Linked DNA regions of Homo sapiens: regions 1 and 2 are each linked to region 3. A link is a loop called in an ENCODE intact Hi-C map of the cell type or tissue named here. Cell type or tissue: dorsolateral prefrontal cortex. All regions are shown on one strand.

Evidence for each region. A loop is a pair of places that touch in the nucleus more often than their neighbours do. Peaks named below come from ENCODE experiments on the same cell type or tissue, not always from the same donor. Only the 100,000 strongest peaks of a DNase experiment are listed, where the experiment ranks them.
Region 1: a loop joins it to region 3, with 2.0 times the contacts of the local background. A loop is called at or near these places in 16 of 110 quality-filtered maps.
Region 2: a loop joins it to region 3, with 4 times the contacts of the local background. A loop is called at or near these places in 26 of 110 quality-filtered maps.

What each region holds. Positions count from the first base shown.
Region 1 is chr14:78,019,059-78,027,058 of GRCh38, reverse strand. No RefSeq gene overlaps it. Among named protein-coding and RNA genes, the nearest start is that of NRXN3, 150 kb to the left of the region's middle. In dorsolateral prefrontal cortex, a CTCF peak has its summit at 4,865 (motif pointing left); a DNase peak (open chromatin) is centred at 4,878; H3K27ac peaks cover 1,524 bases.
Region 2 is chr14:77,858,466-77,866,465 of GRCh38, reverse strand. ADCK1 (aarF domain containing kinase 1) reads right to left here. Exons shown (of 11, transcript NM_020421.4): 4 at 7,187-7,390. Among named protein-coding and RNA genes, the nearest start is that of ADCK1, 62 kb to the right of the region's middle. RefSeq lists an enhancer at 3,826-4,025. In dorsolateral prefrontal cortex, CTCF peaks have their summits at 3,882 and 4,081 (motif pointing left); DNase peaks (open chromatin) are centred at 4,085 and 6,085.
Region 3 is chr14:78,594,627-78,602,626 of GRCh38, reverse strand. All of the region lies in intron 4 of NRXN3 (neurexin 3), which reads right to left. Among named protein-coding and RNA genes, the nearest start is that of NRXN3-AS2, 110 kb to the left of the region's middle. RefSeq lists a silencer at 4,287-4,336. In dorsolateral prefrontal cortex, CTCF peaks have their summits at 4,198, 4,401 (motif pointing right) and 6,609 (motif pointing right); DNase peaks (open chromatin) are centred at 4,376 and 6,627; H3K4me3 peaks cover 549 bases; H3K27ac peaks cover 3,158 bases.

The DNA of each region.
Region 1 (8,000 bases), 580 kb after region 3:
GTGTAAATGTCATCTCATGGTTTTTAGCCCTTGGAATCTAAATCCCTAGTCCAATCCCTAGAACTAAAGGCTTGTGGTACACCCTTGCTTAGAAACAGTCCAGGCTTAATAAATATCTTTTTACATTTTATATAACCCTGTGGAAGACAGGGTTAGCTGTCCCCAAAAATCTACTGTCCCATTCTCCAGAATAACAGGAACCCTGTGTTTTTTGGCTGGGTTTCATGGCCACCTGGAATAGGGATTACATTTCTCAGCCTCCCCTCCTTGAAGCTATATGTGGCCATATGACCAAGTTCTGGCCAATGAGATGTATAGTAGGTGATAAATAAAACTTTTGAGTTGTGTCCTTAAAGGGAGGGAACATGCCCTTCTTGACACCATTTCCTCCTCCTTCCTGCCTGAAATAAGGACATGGTATTGAGGTATTCTGTATGATGCAGATGAAAGAAATGCCTTAGAAATGGCCAAACATGGGTTTCTTGTACCTTAGAGCTCTGTTCCAGCTCTGGTCTGCCTAGCAGCAGACTATTGCTATTCCATGAGAGAGAAATAAGCCCTTGTCCTATTTAAGACACTATTATTTGAGGGGTTATATTAGTCTGGGTTCTTCAGAGAAACAGAACCAACAGGGGATAGGTATGTATATTGTCTTACTTGGTTACGAAGGCTGAGAAGTCCCAAGATCTGTATCGGCAAGCTGGAGACCCAGGAGAGCTGATAAGGTAGTTCTAGCACAAATCCAAAGGCCCAGGAACGAGGAGAGCCAACAGTGGAAGTTTTAGTCCAAGCCCAAAGGCCTGAGAACTAGCAGAGATAATTGTGTAAGTTCCAATCTAAATCTGAGCCCAAGTCCAAATGCAGGAGAAAACCCATGCCCCAGCTCCAAGACAGAGAGCAGATCCTCTCTTCCTCAGCCTTTCATTCTGTTCATCCCTTCAATGGATTGGAGGATGCCTACCCACATTGGAGAGGGCCATCTGCTTTATTCAGTTTACCAATTCAGAGGTTCATCTCCTCCAGAAACGCCTTCACAGAGGGACTCATCCAGAATAATGTCTAACCAAACATCTGAATATTCCATGGCCCAGTCAAGCTGACACATAAGATTTATCATCACAGGGGTCTGTGTTACTAAATCAACTCCTAACAAAAATTGTCCATTAACTTAAACCATTAGCTATTTATTCCTGTGTGCATGCCTACCCCCTCCTCCCCCAACACACACACACACACACACACACACACACACACACACACACACACGCACTCACTGTGCCCTAGCTCCCAGTAGACACTCGAGAATGAACTGAAGAATTTGTTGTTTGATGAGATCAATGGCACAGTCACTAGCATCAATGCTTCCTGCTCTCTGGGGTACCAGCTCCCAAGTGTGCAAGATTAATCTTTCCCACAGGGTTCTGATGCCCCTGAGGGTACCTGCTGGCAGTATGTCATGTGATATGCAAAGTACCTCTTTCCTAGAGACCATTTTGCTCCAAAATGTGATGAAAATAGTTTTGAATTCTTCATCTCTTAAAAGGGTTTTTTTTCTTTAATATGCACAAGACAAAAGCCACAGAATTCTACTTTCTAGTGTCAGCCAATCTTGTACTTTCCATGAACACCAGGAAAGCAGGAAGCATTTATGTGTAAGGAATGATTGAAAGCATTGTTCTTTTTATGTTATCAGTGAAGCCTCAGCAGTATCCCGGTGAACTGGGTCTATTGCTTTAGGGAGAGGAGATTAAGCCAGCCTTAGCCTAAGCATGCTCTGTTGATGGATGTTACATGGGAAAAGAAAGGAAAGGTTTCGTGGTCAAATGAGTTTGGGAAAAGCCTAATTAGAAACTATAAACAAGTTTCTTTGCTGTGGGATTTCTCAGAGCTTTCAATGTGGTGATGTGCATTATGAATCTCAAACAGAAGACCTAGTTTGCAGAGCTGCCCATAGAACAGCTTCTCGTGCACAATTTCATAGTGAAGCATTTCCAAGGAACTCCCTTGTGAATTATGTGATGTGACTGTTCTCACTGTCAGTCATGTCTGTAGAGGGGCAGGAACATATTTTCAGTCTATTAAATTCTAAGAAGTAAATTGCCTGCCCACTCCTGGTATTTTGCCCTTCCCCTTTCTTACTCTCCCCTTCCCATCATGGTGGTTAGTTTTATGTATCAACTTACACAGGTAGGAGTACTCGGTTATCCAATCAAACACTAATCTAAATATTGCTGTGAAGGTATTTTGTAGATATATAATAGTTAACACCTCTGATCAGGCTAAATATCGCTGTGAAGGTATTTTGTAGATATATAATAGTTAACACCTCTGATCAGGCAACTTTAAGTAAAGAAGATTGGCCTTGATTACATGGGTGAGCTTCATCTAATCTGTTGAAAGTCCTGACAGCAAAACTGAAGTGTCCTCAAGGAAGAAGAAATTCCACCTATAGCCTGCAGCACAGCTTCCACCTGAGAGTCTTCCAGCCTGCCCACCTGCCCTACATGATTTGGGATTGTTCAGTCAGAACCTATTAATACAATTATGTAAGCCAATTCCTTGGAAACAGAAAGATATAGAGAAATCAACATGGATATTCGTGTGTGTATGAGCATGTGCGCAAACGCGGAGGCAGGCAGCAGCAGGGAGCAGGGGTGTCACGAGGTTCGTGTATCCTCCTTCCTCTGTTTCTCTAGTAGAACCCTGACTGACCCACCATTGAAACAGATCAGAGGCCAGGCACAGTGGCTCATGCCTGTAATCCCAGCACTTTGGGAGGCCAAGGCAGGCAGATCACCTGAGGTCAGGAGTTCAAGACCAGCCTGGCCAACGTGGTGAAACCCTGTCTCTACTAAAAGTACAAAAATTAGCCGGGTGCGGTGTTGCATGCCTGTAATCCCAGCTACTTGGGAGCCTGAGGCAAGAGAATCACTTGAACCCAGGAGGCGGACATTGCCATGAGCCAAGATTGTGCCACTGTACTCCAGCCCAGGTGACAGAGTGAGACCCTGTCTCAAAAAAAAAAAAAAACAGATCAGCAGGCAGCCTCCTGCTTCCTGCTCAGAACATGGAAAAGTGAGGGACATGGGCCTAACTGGAGAGGCAGTATAGCACAGTGATTAGGACGAGCGACTTGGCAACAGATGGCCTGGGTTTTCATCTCCTCTGCCACTTCTTGTGTGACCTTAGGCAATTTCCTTTTATCTCTCTTTGCTTTAGTTTCCACATCTGTAAAATGAAGCTATTAATAGTACCTACTTCATTATGAGGTTTAATGTTAATCCACAAAGCGCACTTAGGAAAGCACCTAGCACATAGTAAGCTTAATAAAATGTTAGCTATAACTGTTATTTCTTGAAGAGAGTAATCTAGAAGCACCTCTACCCACCCACCCCCACTGCTACCCAGGGCAGGGGAGGCCTCTCTTTCCAGGAGCTGGAGGCAAGGAAACTTTCCCTCTTAAAAAATCTTCTGAGAAAATAGGATTGCGGTGCAGAAGACAGGGGTCTTCTCCCTGGATTACCGAGGGCACCTATGCCCCACCCCTAGGGTTCAGCATGGGCCAGGACACATCCTCTCTCTTCAAGTCTGGTTGATATCAAGTAACATCATTTAACTAGAACTTGATCACTTACAAAAGATCTCCTCCATATGGTCCATTTGGCCCACATCACAGTGGTGTGAAGTGTAATTATTCCCATTTTTCATATGGGGACACTGAGGATCAGAACAGTCACGTGACTTTTCCAACTTCACAGAGCTTGATGCAGATGAGATGAAAAGCAAACCCAATGTTCTTCCCCCAGATCAATGGCCCTCTCATGTGTATGTCTCATTTGGTCTCCCGTGTCTCTTTCTGTCTTTCTCTATGTCTCTCTCTGTCCCTTTTTCTTTTTGATGACTATTTGGCTGTCTTTTTCTCCCACATTTTCTTCTCTAATTTTCATTTCTCTTCCCCCTTTCTTCCTCCTTTTCTTTTCTGAGAGACAGAGTCTCACTCTATCACTGAGGCTGGAGTGCAATGGCACAATCTCAGCTCATTGCAACCTCAGCCTCCTGGGTTCCAGCGATTCTCCCACCTCAGCCCCCGAGTAGCTGGGATTACAGGTTTGTACCACCATGTCCAGCTAATTTTTATATTTTTTGTAGAGATGAGAATCTCGCCATGTTGCCCAGGCTGGTCTCGAACTCGTGAGCTCAAGTGATCTACCTGCCCTGGCCTCCCAAAGTGTTAGGAATACAAGCATGAGCCACTGCACCCAGCCGTTTTTCTTTCTCTTTTCCCTTTCTCTTTCTTCTTAGTTCAGACCTTGGATTCCCCACAATCCATCTAAAACAAAAGGGGCTTAGGGTAATTAGCAGCCCAAGGCGATTCCAACTCCCATTGCCATTGGCGGGGATTGAGCTGTGTGTGTGGAAATACAGGACAACTTTGTTACTCCAGGAATAAGGGCAGAAGAGCTGCTCCTAATAGGGAGAGAGAGAAGCAAGCACTGCCAAAAGCAGCCCCCTCAGCCATCCTGTCCTCTTTTTTCATTTCCATTCTACCCTCATTATAATCCTGTTACGATTATTCTCCTGGAACCCACGGCTTATCCTAAGGGGAGAGAAACTCAAAGAAATAGAGGTGGTAGCGGCACCTCTAAAGGGAAGAGAGAAGCAAGCCTAACCCTGGGCAGAGAAGTGGCTCTGACAGCTGAAGAAGTGAATTCCCATGCAATTTCCCTCATTACGGGAATTGTGTAACTGTTCAGAAGAAAGAAACACAGTTCACTGCATCTGAGAGCCTCTGAAATGGCTGCCCAAGCTACAGGAAGCGCATCATTTTCCCTCCCCACAGTAATGAAGAGCCACAACCAACTGGGCAGAGAAAGGGCGCCACCTCCTGGCAAGACACGAGTTTAGGACCAACAGTTCATGACCCAAGTCACACCTACTACAGGGCAATTTTGCACAACCTTCACTGCCCTATGCTACTGTCACCCATGGCCCCTTTTAGGCCTTGGAAATTAGCAGACTCAGTTGAGCCATGACAAGATGACCCTGCCTCCACTCGACAATTAAATTCAACAAGATCACTATCCTTGTCGGCACAGCCATGTTTAGTTGGGCAACTGTCTTAACATTGTATTGAATTTGCTGTATTTTTTTTAATAACTGGGAAAAGAAAGAGGAAAGTGAGAAGGTAAAAAGTCTTACAAATTTAGGACAACGGAATCAAAGGTGAATATCATCAGGCTTGTCCAAAGTGTTGAATCATTAGTCTTGACTGGCCACCCAGCTCCTCCAGCCAGCCAGCCAGTCTGTGTTCAACTGTAAAGGCAAAAAGAGAAATTAAAGACATTCTAGGGTGCTAGAAATAGAGCAATAGATGTGGTATCTGAAAGGCAAGATGTAACTAGGGCTTATATAATTTGATGAATACCCTTGATAACATGTAAGTGTATTGTTTGGCTTTCAGACATTCTTTTTGTGTGTGTGTGAAATGGAGTCTCACTCTGTTGCCCAGGCTGGAGTGCAGTGGCATGATCCCGGCTCACTGCAACCTCCACCTACCAGGTTCAAGTGATTCTCCTGCCTCAACCTCCCCAGTAGCTGGGACTACAGGCACCCACCACCATGCCCCGCTAATTTTTGTATTTTTAGTAGAGACAGATTTCAGTATGTTGGCCAAACTGGTCTCCCACTCCTGACCTCAGGTGATCCGCCCACCTCAGCCTCCCAAAGTGCTGGGATTAAAGGCGTGAGCCACCATGCCTGGCCAGCTTTCAGATATTCTGCTTCTATATGTTTTATCTGAAAGTATATTATGACCAAAGCAAAGGTAGCAGTATCTTCCCGGCTTCGAGGTACAGGCCAAGCAGTAAGTGATTAGACTCCGTTTCCCCAGAAATGACACCCTCTGACACCATCAGAAAGGAGCTGGGGACAACATGGTGTGAGAAGACCACATGGGACCAAAGACCTGAATTCAAATCCTAACTCTCCTATTTTAAAGCTCTGACTTTCAGAAAGTGAGAATAAATCTCTCTGGTCTCAGTTTTTTAATCTGTAAAATGGGAATGATAACAATAGCTGCCAAACCTATCTTCCAGAGTTGTATAAGGCTCAAATGAGATCAGGTCAAGGAAATGGGGAAGGAGCCTAATGGCCGAATGTGTCCATGCTGGCAGTGGGCTAAGCATTTTATGTGCACCATCTCCTTTAATCCCATAAGGACTATATTATTACCTGCACCCCACAAATGAGAACATTTGCAGAAGTAAATTTTCCAAAGATCCCACAAGTCATTAGTAGGTAGAATTTAAATTTAAGAGCACCTGACTTTTTATACAATATTTAATAAAATACCATAAAAATGTAAGGGGAGTTTTTATCTAGGAAATTTATATGTGAAATTTCTGGGCCCTTCTTCCCACTTCCCTTGCTCTTTGCCCTAGACCTCAGATTCTCTCTCCGACAAAAGCCCCCAATTCTGGGTCCTGGAAAGTTCCAGTATGAGTTGTCTAGATGTCTCTGTAACCTGAAGTGAAGGGGCCTTCTCATGGGACTGCCTGTCTTCCTAATTTCTCTCTAGAGGCCAAGTGAATCACTTTCCCTTCTAAGGGAATTCCCAACACCAAGGAGCTGAAGAAGCCTGTGGTTTCTGGGAGCAGAGATGTTCTCATAGTTGCCAAAGCCACATCACCTACAGGCTCCATTTAGGATGGACCTTACTGTTCCTATTATGGACCACTATAACCATTCTTCTTACAATGCCCCTGAATGCCCATCCGAGATGGACTCCCAGGATGGATAGACCAGTTGTCAGTCCCAGTGTAGAATTCTATTATGTTCTATTATGCATTCCCATCTGATATGGTTTGACTGTGTCCCCACCAAAATCTCATCTTGAATTCTCATGTGTTGTGGGAGGAACCCCGTGGGAGGTAATTGAATCATGGGGGCAAGTCTTTTCCATGCTGTTCTCATGATAGTGAATAAGTCTCACGAGATCTGATAGTTTGGAAAAAAGGAGTTTCCCTGCACAAGCTCTCCCTTTCTTTGCCTGCTGCCATCCAGGTAAGACATGACTTGCTCCTCCTTGCCTTCTGCCATGATTGTGAGGTTTCCAGCCACATGGAACTATAAGTCCAATTAAATCTCTTTCTTTTGTAAATTTCCCATTTTCGGGTGTGTCTTTATCAGCAGCGTGAAAATGGACTAATACTTCACCAATCTCTCAGAGCCCCTGAATTCCATGCCAGGAAAACAACTGCCTTCTCCATCTCCACCTGCTAGTCCCAAGGTATCTCAAACTCAAACCCTCTAAACAACCAAAGTGTCTCAGTCAATAGCATGACCTTTCACACAGGCACCAAAGCAAATTCCACAGTGTCTGACACATAGTAGGGATTCAATAAACACTTGTTAAGTTCATTCATTGAACAAAAACATTGATTGAAGGTCATCAGTGTGTCAGACATTCTTCTTGGAGCTGGGGATACTGTGGTAAACAAGTTAGATGAAGGATGAGAAGGAGACGAGAGATAAGTATGTAATATAACTTTGTGTAGTTTAAGTACAAAAAGAAAGTTACGCAGAATAAGGAGGTAGAGGGAGATGAGTGTGAAGTGGAGGGAGGGGTCTGTTTTAGATAGAGCAGTCAAGATAGGACCCTCTGAGGAGTGACGTTTGAGCAGAGACCAAGTTGGAGGAGGATATGAGATATTCAGATATTCAGAAGGAAAATATTCCAGGGGATGGCAAGTATGAAGGCCCTGAGACAGGACCAACTTGGAAGTTTGAGTACAAACAAGAAGGCCAAGATAGCCAGAGCAGAATGCACCAGGAGACAGACAGTAGGAGATGAGGTTGGAAAGATAGGCCAAGTAGGGTCCTGCGGGGCCCAAAGACCTGGGAAAGGACTAAGACTGGAAGTCTTTGAAGGCTTTGATCAGGGAGTGAAATGATCTGACTTACATTTTAGAAGATAATTATATCTTGTGACTAATGTATAT
Region 2 (8,000 bases), 740 kb after region 3:
CCAGGCTGCCTGGGAGCCTGTGGGGATTTCTAAAAGTAGCGGGAAGAGGCTGACCAGATAGAGTGCTGGGTACTGATCAGGAAGAGGAAGAGAAAGGAGGATTATTCTAGCAAAACAGTACAGTCATGTGCCGCATAACAACATTTCGGTCAACAACGGACCACATATACAAAAGCGATCCATTATATTAATAATACCATATTTTTACTGAACCTTTTCTATGTTTAGACAGATAAATACGCACCATTGTGTTACAATTGCCTAGATTCAAGCCTCCCTCAGTCTCATATTCTGAAAAGAACAGGCTATACCATATACCCAAAGTATATTGTAGGCTGTCCCATCTAGGTTTGTGTAAGTACTCTATGATGTTCACACAGCAACAAAATCACCTAATGATGCATTTCTCAGAACATATCACCATCATTAAGCAACATATGACTGAATATGGGACAGAGAGCTGTACCAGTTATCAGAAAGCCCAGGTAAAGATGGAACTCTGCCATTTACGAGTCTCTCAGAACCCCAGTACCTGCTCATAAAAAGCACACAGCACAATACACAGAAAGAATTATTAACGTTTACTGCCCCTTGCCCTGCAGCAAGCTTGCACTAGATGCTCCACAATCATTAACTCAATCCATCCCCACAACAAGCCTAGGTGGCAGGTAGTGTTATGATTCCAATTTTAGAGATCGGGAAATGGAGGGACAGGACAGAGAGGTTAAGTAACATGCCCAAGGCCACAAAGCCAATATACCAACAGGCAGTTTGGCTCCTGTCTACCGCCAAGGCTCGCTATGAAGCTCCAGGCCGTGTGAAAGCAGACCGAGGGTACACATGTGAAATCCTGGCTGAGGGCCACATAGGGAATCATGATGGTTAATTTTACATGTCAACCTGGCTGGGCCACAGCACCCAGATACTGGGCCAAGCATTACTCTGGATGCTTCTGTGAGGGGTTTTGTTTTTGTTTTTGTTTTGATACGGGGTGTCACTCTGTCACCCAGGCTGGAGTGCAGTGGAGTGATCTTGCCTCACTGCAACCTCCACCTCCCGGGTTCAAGGGATTCTCCTGCCTCACCCTCCTGAGTAGCTGGGATTACAGGTGTGCACCACCACACTTGGCTAAATTTTGTATTTTTTTTAGTAGAGACGGAGGTTTCACCATGTTGCCCAGGCTGGTCTCGAACTCCTAACCTCAGGTGATCTGCCTGCCTCAGCCTCCCAAAGTGCTGGGATTACAGGCATAAGCCATCGCACTCAGCTGTGTGAGGGTATTTTTAGGTGACATTTACAGTTTGTTTGTTTGTTTTTTTAATTCAATTTTTTTAACTTTTTTTTTTAACAGAGATGGGGTCTCCCTATATTGCCCAGGTTTGTCTCGAACTCCTGTGCACAAGCAATCCTCCCATCTCAGCCTCCCAAAGTGCTGGGATTACAGGCATGAGCCACTGTGCCCAGCCAAGATTTACAGTTATATTAGTGGACTTTGAATAAAACAGATTACTCTCCATAGCATGAGTGGGCCTCATGCAATCAGATAAGGGTCTGAACAGAACATAGACTGACCTTCCCCAAGCAAGAAGGAATTCTGCCAGCAGGTAACCTTCAAACAGCCTTCAGACTTGAACTGCACCATCGGTTCTTCCTGGGTCTCCAGCCTGCTGGGCCACTCTGCAGATTTTGGACTTCCCAGCCTCTATAACCCACATCAGCCAATTCCTTAACATCAATCAGTCTCTCTCTCTCTCTCTAGCTCTAAATACACACACACAAGCAAACATGCATGCACAAACACACATACACACACACACACACACACACACATTCATATCCTATTGGTTCTGTTTCTCTAGAGAGCCCTGAGTTACACAGGAATGAAATCCAGCCCAGCTCTGGCCAACCTGCCATAGCCTGGAGGAAGAGATGCAAAAAGAGGGCACCTTTTACCCCCTCCCATCAAGTTCTCCATGGGACAACAGAGGTGCTGTGTGCCCCTCGCCCAGGCAGGCCTTCTCCTGCCTCATCTCTCCACTTCTGCCTTGTTCATGCTGGTCCTTGCGCCTACAGTGCCTGCTCTCTGCCTCTACCACCAACAAGTTGGATAAACAGTTTATATTCTTGGAGGAAAGGCTTCTTTATCTCTTTTCTGAACATTTGCTTAAACCTTGAGCAAACAAGACAAGCTGCCCTCCCACTGCACCCACAGGCTCTTACAAAACAACTGGATATGAATTATTCTACCCGTTGCACAACGGTACCCCTGCACCTTCTCTCTCCTTCATTCTCATTGAAACTCCAGTCAGATGGTGCATCAAGAACACAGAGCACCTGCAGCATACGCTTGTCCCTACGTACTATGGGGAGCTGTAAAATAAGTTCCCCTGGGAGGAAAGACCAGGGGGTGAAAAACTGATAAAAACAAATTTCAGAGTACAAAAGCCAAACCACACCACCCAGACACCAATATAAGCATTGCCCCTAACAGAGGTATTTCTGTGCTCCATGCCAGCAGCTGGCCTCATTTCCTTCAGTTTCTCATGGGATTTCAGAGGTGGACAGAACCTTATCTGATATAACTATATTCTAGGACAGAACTGGACCATTTCTTTTTTTTTTTCTTTTTGAGACAGAGTCTCACTCTCTTGACCAGGCTGGAGTCCAATAGCCTGATCTCAGCTCACTGCAACCTCCGCCTCCTGGGTTCAAGTGATTCTCCTGCCACAGCCTTCCAAGTAGCTTGGATGACAAGCGCCCACCACCACACCCAGCTAATTTTTCTATTTTTAGTAGAGACAGGGTTTCCCCATGTTGGCCAGGCTGGTCTCGAACTCTTGACCTCAAGTGATCCACCCACCTCAGCCTCCCAAAGTGCTGGGATTACAGGCATGAGCCACCACGCACGGCTTGGACCATTTCTTGAAATAGGCTGTAACAAGATCTGACTTGTCTGTATGTCATGGGGGCAGGTATAGATGTGTGTGTGTGTGTGTGCGTGTGTGTATGTGTGTGCATGACCAAAGATAACAGCATAGTGTGGCTGACAATTCAAAGATCATCCCTTAATTTCCACGATAACTCTATCCCCAAGCTTCCCACCCACTTCAAACCTCCCCATCTATATCTTCCTCCACTTTTCAAAGATGACCTCATCTCCCACATTACTAAATATTCAGCCTATTAGGCAAATTCCTTCAACCACCCGACCACATGCCCCACCCCACTCCGTATATCTCAGTCTCTTCGTCCTTCTTTTGATCAGGTCCCTCCCCAAGTCCTCCTCTCCCTCAGACTCACATTCTGAAAAGAACATTCTAGGCCCTTCATAATGTGACCTCAGCCCCAATCCTACAACCTCTGCTCCACTATTCACCGGCTGAACGCCACATTGTAATCAACAAGACCTCACTGTTCACCTCCATGCTTTATGCTTTCCTGTCCCTGCACCTCTGCTGAACCCAGCTTATTAATCAGTAATCACTTCCTCCAACATCCACCTCCTCCAATTCCATCCATCTCTAAGGGGCTGGGTCAGAGGCCACCTGCTTCAGAAAGCCTCCATCTGCCCAAGGCAACCTCTCTCTCCTCTGCAAGCTCGTTGGGCACTATGTGGCCATGTATTACCATGATGAGTGAACCTCCCATGACCCTGGACTGTGAGGACTGGAATGAGGTCGTACCCATCCCTGGCTACACCCAAATGTCCGGCACTGTCCTTTTTCACTAAATGCCAACCGCGTAGACCAGCAGGAGAGAGAAGGAATGAAGGAAAAGGTGCTGAAGCACAGAATCACTGGCCATCAGAGACTGCGGAGCATCAGAGAACTCCTAACTCCAATACCACGTCCTCCAACATGGAGTCAAGGGCTGAGGCACCCAGGGTGGTCAACAGCCTCGTGGCTGAGGCTATGCATGCCCATTCAGGGTGTAGAGATGTCAGCCTGCGTTCCTTCAACAGCACGAACCATGCCCAAGAGCAGAAAGACCCCCAGTCTCATCCACCTGGTCAGGGATCCCCCCACAAAGAGAAGGGCCAGGTCTTTACAACCATCCCTGACTTGCAAGCTCAGGCGCCATCTGCTGGCCAAGGTCAGCACTGCATCTGGACCCACAGCCCCAAGGGCAGTCAAGGGGACCAAGGCTGGGACCACCCCTGACCCAGTCCAGAACGAGGTCACTTTTGAGGAGGCAGAAACGACCCCACCTCCCAGAGGCTGGGCTCCTGATTGCTTCCTGGAACCTGTCTTTCAGGATATAAGCCTAACAACCAAATAAAGGAAAAAAAGTAAGTTTCTTTCTGGTAATACTAGCTGAGAAACTTCCAAGATACACACAGACACACACACAACTGCTTTTTTTCCTGCCAAACAGAAGCTGTTATGTAGGGGACGAATCACCAGCCTGGGAATTAGAGGACATGAGGTCTCATCCCATTGCTTGTCACCAGCCCTCCCTTAGCAATGTGGCCCCAGCGCACTCCCTGCCTGAGCCAATGCTATGCAAGGAGAGTGCCCCTTCGAGTGCCCTCACCTCTGCACTGATGGTGCCAGCTGATGTGCAGAAATTCTGGCTGATCCAGAAATGCATATGAACCGTGGGGTCCAGAAGTACTGCACCCTCAATCTTACCCCCACACCTATGCTGGGAATGCCCCACAGGGCCGGGCCCCACCTGCCTGCAACAGGGATGGGTCTGAGGACATAGTGACCTCTAACACTGCTGTTGACCATCCAAGCACCTCCCTCACCACACCACCGCTCTCTACAGTCTGAGCTTTAGGAGCACTTATGGAATCTCTGAGCTCAAGGTAACCTCAAAGCCTATCCGAGGACTGGGACCTAGGAAGGTGGTGAGGCATAACTGACAGCCTCTTTTAAGCCAGGGATGAAATGGAGCTTTCTGCAGAAGGTCTTAGGGCTGGCATGGAGCTGAGGATGAGTGGGGCCCACTCAAGCATCCTGGAGGCGAGACTGCTCCCCGAGAAGTGTCATGGGAGGGGCTGGAGGAGGCTGGAAATGCCAAGTGAGTGACATTACCCCGCCCTCACACCCCCACACGCACCCACCCTTCTTCCCACATGGCCCCGCTCCCCTCCCTCCACCCACACACTGGGAAAGTGTGTCACCAGGGAACAAATGCCATCTTCCAAGGGGGAGGAGGAGGAAGAGGGCAGGGAAGACAGAGTGTGTGCCTGTGGGGCCCTGGTAAGAACCCAGAGGGCTCTGAAGAAGCTCCCCAGCTGCGAGGGACACCCCTCAGAACCATGACATGGACAGTAGCCCATTTCCTCAGGGGTCTAAAGAAGCATTGTGGGGGCAGGAGCCACATGGCCACTGTGCTCAGGGCTAATCGGCAGGGGGTGGAGGGGACTGGAGAAGGGGCCCTGAAGATCAGGCGACGTCTTCCAACCCCAAACATTCTTTAGCCAGCTGGGTGGGCCACCATGACTGCTGACACTCCAAACTTCCCTCACTCCACCCTGGCTTGGGGACAGCCACTAACCTGCCCTTGTCCCACCTCCCTCCCCAGCTCTCCAGACAAGTCAGCCTCCAAGGGTTAACCTGCTGCCTCCTGCTCCTTGTTTCCACCCCCAGAGAGCTGCCACACGCCAGCAATGATGCACTTCACACTGTTATTACCGTGATTTATTTAGTTTTAATTTGGGGGTGAATCTCGTGCTGTTAGAAGCTGGGGGCCAAGAGTCTTGGCAAGAGGCAAAGCCATGAGTGGGCCAGCACTATGCCAATTCAGTCCCCTCTGCCTGGGGTCCCTCTCTCCTGACCCTGCTCCTCCCAGCTTGCAGCCTGCTCCCTGACTCCAGCCACAGTTCGGGTTTACCTTTCACTCAATGTCTCTCCCTTTGGAGGACATGTTCCTCAGTGGCAGAGGAGTCAGAGATGTTTCTATGTTCACCTGCTGTATGATCCAACCCCCGCTCCAGGCCAGGATATCACTGAGAAGTGGGACACCTTTGAATGGATGCTGCGTACCTGGGGCCAGCTCCACATTAAGGGACCAATAGTCAGTGCCAGCTCCCTGTAAAAAGGGAACCACTGGTCTTTATCAAACCTCTGCCCTACTCTCCTGGCCCTGCGCCAAGTAGCCTAACAACACTATTTCTAGTTCATCCATTGGCTCTTTAAGCAGACCCAGGGCACCTGCTAGGTACTGTTCCAGAGCTGTAAATACAGAGTAAAAGGACTGTCATGGTCTTCATCCTCAAAGACTATGACTTGCAGGGAAATCCTTAGACACAACTAATCAAGCCACAAGTTGCACAAGTGCAGGGAGCAAAGTTCTGCAGAGCCCAAAGGAGGGATAAGATCGGTCAAGGGAGGGTCACAGAAGACTTCCTAGAAGAGCTGGGGTTTGGACGGGAAACCCAGCACCTAGCACCCTGCCTGGGATTTGCTAGCTGGGTGGACAGATAGGCAGATGGCCTGAAGTCACTTGACAAGTAGAGAATGAAGCAAAGACATCAGGCAGATGGTAGACCACGGCACAAGCACTGAGGACTAAGACAACACAGTGAGTTTGAGACAGGTAGCACAATGGGACCAGAGCGTAGGGAAACAACAACCACAATAGTATAGAACACCATTACTATACAAATAATAGCTAATATTTGTTGAGCACTTGCTCTACATCAGGTACTATACTAAGCACCTTCTATTCATTATCCCGTGTAATCTGCACAGCAACCTTATGTGGTGGGCTATAGATAAGGAAAGTGAGGTGCCAAGATCAATCATTTGTGCAAGGTCCAAGCTCTTGGCTCTAGAGTCTAAACCACAGTGTCACTCTGCCCCACCAACTTACAGACAGGTAGGTTGAAACCAGATGGGATGGGGCTTCAAAGCCCTACTGAGGATAAAGCTTCAATAAGGCCTTAAACCTTCAGTAAGTGACATTTATTATTAGGTTGAACCATATGAATGATATATAGGTTTCAGGTCAATAACAGTCTCATATGAACTATTTCATATGGTTGAACTGGTATGTTTCACTGAGGGCCACTGAGATTCCTTCTAACCTCTTTGATTTCAGCACTGAGAGTGGCTGTGACATTTGGTTTTGTGTCACTGGTGGATCCCCAGCACCCTGGTCGAGGCTGCAAGAATTCAGCCGGGGCCTTTTCTGAAGCATCCCAACCAAGGCCCATCCCCCCTGCAAAGGTGGGTACCTCCTTGCCCAGATCTTCTCGGATGACCTGGCGGATCTCTTGCATGCTGCTCTGTGGAGCCTGGCTGTGCAGTACCTTCAGCGTGCTGGTGTACTCCTCTGGCAACAGGTAGTCCAGAGCCCCCAGGTGCTGGCCCACCTTGATGAAGGTGCCCCGGTTGGCACAGCAGAGCTCACAGAGACGCCTGGCAGAGCGAAGGTGCACCTGCAGGAAGACAGGCCAGGACCAGAGAGGTGTGAGTGCAGACTGTTCCCTACACCTTGTTCCCTTCACCTTCCTGCTCTGCTTGAAAACCCTCATTACCCCACAATGCCCAGGGCAGATGCATGCACACACACGCACACACACACACCTTTTCCCTTGGTGTCCAGCTTCCTGGTACACGGGGCAGTCAACTCCAACCTCATACAGAGGCCGCCCTTCAAACACGGCCCAGTGCTTCCTATCTCCTCCTCTTCATCAAAACTTACCTAGTCTGGGTCCCACTCCCTAGAAATAAGCATTCAAGGCTTTTAACCAAGTCTAACCTACTAATGACTCATTCAAGGGACACAGAGTTAAAGTATTTGCCACCCACCCCTCAGACATACCAATTATGCTTTGTTTGTTTGGATTGCTACGTTTTATAAAACATGGTCATATGTATGGTATCTTTTAATCTTCACAGCACCTCAGGGAAGCAAGTTTTGGTATCTTTAAAGAAGATAAACTCCGTCGTTTTGTTGCTAAGGAAATCACTAGGCCAGGCGCGGTGGCTCACGCTTGTAATCCCAACACTTTGGGAGGCCAAGGCAGGTGGATCATGAGGTCAGGA
Region 3 (8,000 bases):
TGACCTCTGCGGGACTGGAGAGGTCTTGGAGTTGTCTGGAGACACTACAGCTGCTCCTGGGTAACAACATTACTCTTTCAACTAAAGCTACACTGACCCAGAGTGATACATCAGACATGAAAAGGCAAAACAATTACTCAGTTCACTTTCCTCTCCCAGGGGTTCAGTCTCTGCTGCCATCAGTAATAAGGAAGGACGTCAGGTGCCCTAGAAAGAAAGCCAAGAAGAGAGGAAGGCAGGAGTGAGGAAATAACAATTCAGACTCCAAAATCCAGTACATGGGCCACCTGGGAGGAGAATGCTTTGCTTGCTTTTGAAGGTAGAGTTCCTTGGAATTTAAAAAAAAAAAAAAAAAAAAAGGCTAATGTGAAATGCAAACCAAACCAGAGAAGCCTATATACCCTACATGTATTCAGAAAGAAAATTGTTTTCTGAAGGTGATAGCACCAGTAGTGATTTCTGGAGAATTAATCACTGTGAGTGTTTGAAAGGAGGATGATAGAAGACCTTGAAACTCCTTGTGAGCTACAGGTCAGCGCCCATCTCAGATGACTTCACAGTGATGCATGCAGAACAGCAAATCTTAAACCTGTAGTTCATCCAAGAATGCCAACCTGACATAGGCAATCAACTCCAAAGTGACTGATAGCATTTTCCTAACCTTAGAAATGACCAGACTTTCCAAGGTAAAATATTTATCTTTGAGGAGACACTCAATGAGGGAGAAATTTAACTGAGCATGTTATGAACCAAGACTGGAGGGAGAATAAATAGCATAAACCTTTTTACCAGTTGTATTTACTCTGATAAGCAAAATGGACCAAGATGGCAGAAGATGAGGGTGCCAAAAAGAGTTCATTTTCAAAGAATCAAGGCCAGGCACAGTGGCTCACACCTGTAATCCCAGCACTTTGGGAGGCCGAGGTGGGTGGATCACGAGGTCAGGAGATAGAGACCATCCTGGCTAACATGGTGAAACCCTGTGTCTACTAAAAATATACAAAAAATTAGCCGGGCGTGGTGGCGGGTACCTGTAGTCCCAGCTACTTGGGAGGCTGAGGCAGGAGAATGGCGTGAACCCAGGAGACGGAGCTTGCAGTGAGCCGAGATCATGCCACTGCACTCCAGCCTGGGCAACACAGTGAGATTCCATCTCAAAAAAAAAAAAAGAATCAGTACTTTTCAGGCTATAGAAAGATGAGAAACTTGCATGAAGGACCACCCTCATAAGCTCGCCATCATAGGAAATGTATGGTCATAAAGAAACCCTATATTTTACTCACAAAATTGGCATATGACCAAAAAGAATGGCTCTGGGTATCAGTTGAGAACTTCGGAAAGTGAAGTCATTGCAAATGGATTTTTTTTTAAGCCAAAAGTTTTTGTTATAGTCACTGATATTATTATTATTGCTACAGTCAGTGATATTACTGAAGTAGTGTGTTGGAAGGTTATCCACAAGAATGCAGATTTCATTAAAATAAAATTCAGCTGCAAAACTGTATCCAGGTTTTCTTTCAGGGATTAGCATGCAGGTCCTGGACACATGGAGGCAGATATCAAAGGCCAGATCAAGGTGATGAAACCCTGAACTAGGGCAGTAAAGTAGACATGGAGAGGAAGAGTCTGTCTGGAAAGATATTTGAGAAGTAGAATTGTAAGATCTGGTGACAGATTCGTGGTAAAAGGCAAAAGGAGAGATGGGGTTGAGCAAGGGGAAAAGGTCTAGGTTAATACCAAGTGATAGAATGGATGGAAGTTTTTCATTCTTCCATTTCTATACTTCTAATGAGAAATAGAGAAGTGACTTTTGTGGAGCAGAGGATAAATTCAGGTTTAGATGTTTGTTGTTTGAGGTTCTTGTGGGACAAGTAGGTAGAGATGTCTAATAGAAAGCTGGGGACACATGTCCAGAGCCCTGGAGGGTGATCTGGGCTGCCAATTTGGAGTTGAGGCTCATTAACATTAAGGTGGTAGAGATTGTCCAGAAAGATAATGTTGGGGGAAGACAAGGGAGTCAAGGACAGAACCTTCAGGAGCACAAGTCCTTGATAAGCAACAAAAGGAAGCAAATCATTAAAGGTGAATGAAGAAAGAGGACAATCAGGTGTCACAGAAGCCAAAATAAAGCAGATCTACCTCTTGGGAGATGTGGTTTTATGACTCCTCAAATCTGTAATTAGGTACAAACATTGGGAACGGTATTAAATGGAGCTGGGGGAGCCCAAAGGGACAAGAGACACACATTTTTGACTTTATGACAGTATTGTAGTAGGGAAGGTCATATGAGTGTAAGATACATATCTATAAGGTGGGGCTCTTTTAGCACCAGCTGATAGGAGCCACCTGTTCTCTTCAAAGTCCCAGCCATCTTTCCCTATTTGTGGTGCTGTATAACAACCAAATTGGGAGTGAAAAAGCTGGGTCAAGAGTAGGTGTGTCAGGTACTAGAGTGGTTCCACTGTCGGATACCCAAGACCAGCATCAATCCAGGACAAAACTGGGTAATAAATGAATGTGTCCCTCTGCCCCCCTCGGTCACCTGTCCTCCCAATTGGCACTCCCTCTCTTATGTGTCTAAGGGACACGTGGCTGAACCCAGTTTATAGTGGTGCTTCTGCCAACTGTGAGCTGAGGAAGAGTGGCATGACTTGCAGTGCAGTGAAGTGCTTCCAGAAATTTCTTAAGTCACTTTATTCTGCCTATCACCTGGCCCAGCCTATAATGATAGCTGGTGGTACTCCATCTTCCCCACCACCAGGCAGCAAGCTTTTCATGGGACCCTTTTCCCTCCTATTATTTCTTTTTTTCCCTATCCATTTAACCCTGTCCCAGCAAATACTTTAGAACACCACAAGTATCTCTGGCACTTTGGCTCATGAGGGCTTTTAAAGCTAAAGAAATTTTTGAATAGTGTAAAAAAAGAGTGATCTGGTTGAAAACTAATGTTAGGCTGTAGGGACAAAAAATCTGCAGGACTGGGTGAATGACTACTGAAATGGAGTTTAACAGTGTCAGGGGTTGGAGGGGTACAGGAAAAGGAATCAATGGTGATCCTGAAGGTTGGAAGACCAAGAAGTGTACAGACAAAGCATGTAAGTTTGGATTTTGTAGAACTATCTATGTAACGCTGACTTTTAGGTAAATTGTCACTCGAAGGCACCAGATTGCTATGTGTTAACTATAGACTGAGAAATAAGACTAAATTTCTATTATGAAGCAAGAAAGGTAATTCAAGCTCCTCATTTTCAAAGGAAGAAATGCAACACGCTATAAAGCATATCATTTAAACCCTCAATAGCTTTGCCAGCATAAGTTGCATTCTAAATGTCTGTAGGTGGAAAGCCGCTAGGTTTCAAAGATGCCCTCTTCGATGCCATGAAATGTGCTATTTCCCCTCATTTCCTTTCCATGAGTTAAACTCTTGGAAGAGGAAGTAGAAGGAGGGAAGTTTTGCCCAGTAAATTGGGGATTCTTGTCCCAAAGGGTAAAAGAAGCTGATATAGTAAACTGAGTTTTGTCCCTGCATGCTGCATCTCTTCTCATTCCACTAACCTCTTCAGCCTCTCCATAAATTAATCCTCTTGTATTATTGCCTGTTACAAAGGGCAACCGTCAGGGTAAGAAGACCCTACTAAGAACTCTCTGCCTGAGCCCAACATCAACAATGCCCATATGATCTTCAGCAATCCAGCTTTTTTATTGTAACCAGAGACCAGAGTTCTAACCTTCTTGAAATAATCTCCACCTAGACCCACCTTCCAGTTTATCTGAGAACTCACTTAAAGACTACACCACAATAACACATTCTGCAAAGACCCCGCGTCCCAGAGATGGCACATACCCCAGACTGCCTTGCTCCTCTGCAAACCTTAGCCAATTACCGAGATATTGGCTCCCTCTGCTACAACTACATATAACCCTGTCTTCAAAGCCAAATGTTAAAAAGCCTCATCCATATTAACCAGCTCCCTTTGGGAAGTGATAATTGGAAAACCACATAATGATATCTGTTTGCTAGAGAAAACATCTAACTGAGGCAGAAGTGACACAGCAAATGTGTGACTGCGAGAGCAGACCCCAGGTGCCTTAGCTGCCCCAAAACATGGACATGCGACCGCAGAAGAGGCAGGAGCGTCCCAGCGCTGCAGCTGGTACAGGGTTACTCTAGACGAAACAGGCCCTCTGTGTTACAGATCTGACTTCCAGAAATAGGAAGGATGATGCTCTTTCCCTCCCTCCCTCTCTCTCTCTCTCTGCAGAATCTCAGGTCAGGAGTTGTGCTGAAAGAATCCCGAGCCCCCTTGGCAGTCAGTGTCCCAGGAACCCTTGCTCACGTGTCAGCGGCACCACCAAGCCAAGTCTGAGGGGGTGCTGGGTATGCTACTGCATTCTAGCCACTAGAGGGCAACAGAGTCACATCCACGCCTCTGGCTCTGGTTCCATCACCTGAAAGAAGAGTAAACTGCACACAAATCACTGCCATGTTCCTCAAATTGAAGGCTACAGTAATTATCCATGAAAATGAGGAATGCAGAATCTACTACTCTGTAAGGCTGTCTGGGCTTTGCTTTATTTTGTCAACTTGCCCTTCAAGGTGGCCCAGAGCTGTGAAGCAGAGACCTTTTGAGTTCTGCATCATCGAGGGTGAGTCTTAAAGTCCTCCTGCTTTTAATCCTGATGGTGCTGGCAGCTGTAACCCACCCTTCCTGTCTTTCTGAGATGGCAACAATATGCCAAGAGGGATCAACTAGCCGTGGTCATCACGTGCATCTTCTTGAACCACAGATACCCTTGCATCCCCTTGACTCATGGCCACTGTTTATATGTCTTCATGAAAGGACATTGAAATATGGGAAAATACAGAGCTGGGTGGTAGGTGAGAAATGACGAAGAGGAGGCTTCCTTGAACAAAATGGAAAGAAGAAAAGCCATCCCCAGTCCATAATCTTATTGTTAGTAGGGCCCTTGGAGATATCCAGTCCAATACCTCAGCTTCACGGGCAGAGGATCTAAGGCCCTGAGAATTCTGATTGCTCTCCAAGGTCAAACTATTGAATGGCAGAGCCAGATTGAGGCCTGAGGCCTCCAAGGTCCTTGCTATATTCTTTCCTGTACCCCATGAAGCTTCTATTGGGTCCTTTGTAAGATGCAAGATGGGGATGGAGATAAAAACTGGAAAAAAAACAAAGAAAATAGATTCTTCAGTTTTTGTAATCAACATGTAGTAATGTAGGATAAATTTAAGACAATATTACTTCTCCCTGGAAAAAATAGGATTCTATCTTTAATTGTAGAACGAAAATATTTTCTCTTAAAGGAATTTCAGTCATCAGTACAGTGTGGAGGGGTATTTTATTTAGGGAGCTCATCTACATATTTTTAAAGTCAGACACTAAGCTCACCTTTTCCTCACCCTCCTTATCAGCTGATCCTGCATTTATTCCAGCTTCTCAGACCACCTCATCCCCGACACAGTCTTCTCCAGCAGTATGCTGGCCTGGATCAGATGGTCAGATTATGCCCTCAGGATCTTTCCTAACCTTTCAGAGCAGAAAAAGAAAAAGTAAAGAGGAAACCCCCAGGATACTCTCTCTCTGTTGATCAGGGATCCTGGGACTCTCCCAGCCCTCTTTGCACTACTCAGTGTCAAATAACAACGAACGTTTTTGCAGCTTTCTCTTTGCTATTTGATCTCCTATAGCCATCACTTGAGCTATTTTCTCTTCATTTTCATTAATTAATTATTCTGTTTAGACTGTGCCCTCAGAGCTCTGGCAGGGGTGGGAGGAGGATAACAACTTTATTAATGCAGTTATTATATTACTCCTAAAGGCAATGATGATGCAAGGAAGTGAACAAAGGAGAGTTGAGTAACTGAATAAGATGCCATGTGTCTTCCCACCTCACTTTAATCATTCCCAAGTGTCTCACTGGCCATTTTCTACCGCATGACCTCTTGAGGTCCCTTACAGTTCTCTCTATGGCTCTTTAAGACTGTAATGTACAGAATTCTAATGGTTCAGCAAATTGGTGTTGTCAGGGGCAGAATGATGATTTCATTTTATTCATGATATAAGAATTAGTAATAACACACGTATATAGTACTTTTATGAAAGCACTTACACATCACTGACTTCTCACAGCAAACCTGAGAGGTGGCAGGAGGAGGTATTTTCACCTCCATTTTACAGATGGGGAAGCCACAGCACAGAGGGTTAACAAGCACCTCCCACTAGGCTGATGCAGTACCACACCAGAGCTTCACCCTCCCCACCCCACGTCCAAGGGACTCACTTGCCTGGAGATCAAGCTTTCCACCTCCCTTCACTAACCATTTAATAAATAGTGAAGAGAGCTTGGGAAAAAAATCAGCATCCAAATGGAATCTTAAATTTCCATTATGACTTTAGTCCTGTATCTAGAGATCCAGTGTGTAAGTAACCCCGAGGGCAGCCATAGAAGGAAGACAGAGGAAGCAGAGAGCAGTGAGCACTGTAAGACTTTAATCGAAGGTTTCTCAACCTCAGCACTATTGACATCTGGGGCCAAATAATTCTTTGCTGTGGCACTGTCATGTGCGTCGTAGAACATTTAGAACCTCATCCCAGGTCTCTACCCACTAGATGTCAGTAGCGCTCCCCACCCATCCCCAGTGTGACAAGGAAAAACGTCTGCAGCTATGCGAATTGTCCCCTTGGGGTCTAAAATTGCTGTTGGTTTAACCCATGATATTATGATATGTAGCCTGTCTCAATATCTCTCTCTCCTCTGCCACCCCCTTTCCCAGGAATAGTTTGATGAGTTATTCATCCTCAATGGAGATGGCCAAAGTTCCATCTTTCTTAGGAGTTTGGACCTCAATTCTACGTCTCCCCAAAAGAGCCATCTTGGGAGAGTTGCCTTATCTCTTACAGCCTCAGTTTCCTCCTTAGTCAAATGCAAATTATAGCATCCATCTTGCAGATTTTTATAGGGATCAAACAAGACAATGTCTACAGAAGCCAAGAATAGGATCTGGGTCAAAGAAAACATTCAGATATATAGCCAGTGTGATTTGGAGGAAAGAAAGGGTTTGGGTGAATGGAAATAACTGAGGATGATACCTCTTTAGGGAGAGTTTGCATCTGCCACCCCCCAGTCTACCTTGCTACAAGACACTGCCAGGAGTCAGCAATCCAGCAGAGTTACTGTGTGCCTGGGGAAAGGAGGCGACCTTACTCCCACGAGTGCACAGGACTGTACTAGCTCAATGACAAGCTCTGCTTCTCTCTGAGTGGCAAAGCAGAAGTTGTCCTTAACCACTGGGATATTTCTTCTTAGGTATTCAACCCTGTGGCCTTCCCTAAAGCTTCATATTGTAATTAATTTCTGGGGCCAGCAGGGAGTTTTCTCCTAGAACTTCTCATGGCCATATTGGCTTCACTGATGTCTCAGCTAAAATGTTACCTCTTTACAGAGGTCATCCCTGACCACCCAACTACAGTTGCCTCAATCACTAGCCACCCTGTATTTCATTATCCTCTTTCATTTTCTTCTTAGCTCTCTTGCTTTTTGTCTGTATCTCCCTTTACAATGTTAGCTTCATGAGACCAAGGACTTTGTTCTGCTCACCACCATAGCCTATACATTTAGAACATTGTCAGAACTGCCGTAAAGAGTCCAGAATATTTATTGAATAAGTAAGTAAATTTATTTATTAACTCAAAGATGTGGAGTTACTCCTGTGGTACTGACACTAGAAGACAATAGGTAGTTATTATTTATGTAATTGATCTGAAATGTTCATGGGGAACCAACTGTGATTCCTGGTAGCTGCTATTCCTCAGAAGACTTTTTTTGAGAGGCCAGTTTTCTCCTGGAACAGGAGTCTTATTAAAGAGAAGAAAGCATAGCCCACAGTGGCCTCTTGAATTCCTCCATCCTTCGTAGCGGACATTGCCAATGACACAAAGTCATAGGAAATGGACTGGAATGGGGAGATTGAGTGTGGACTTCTG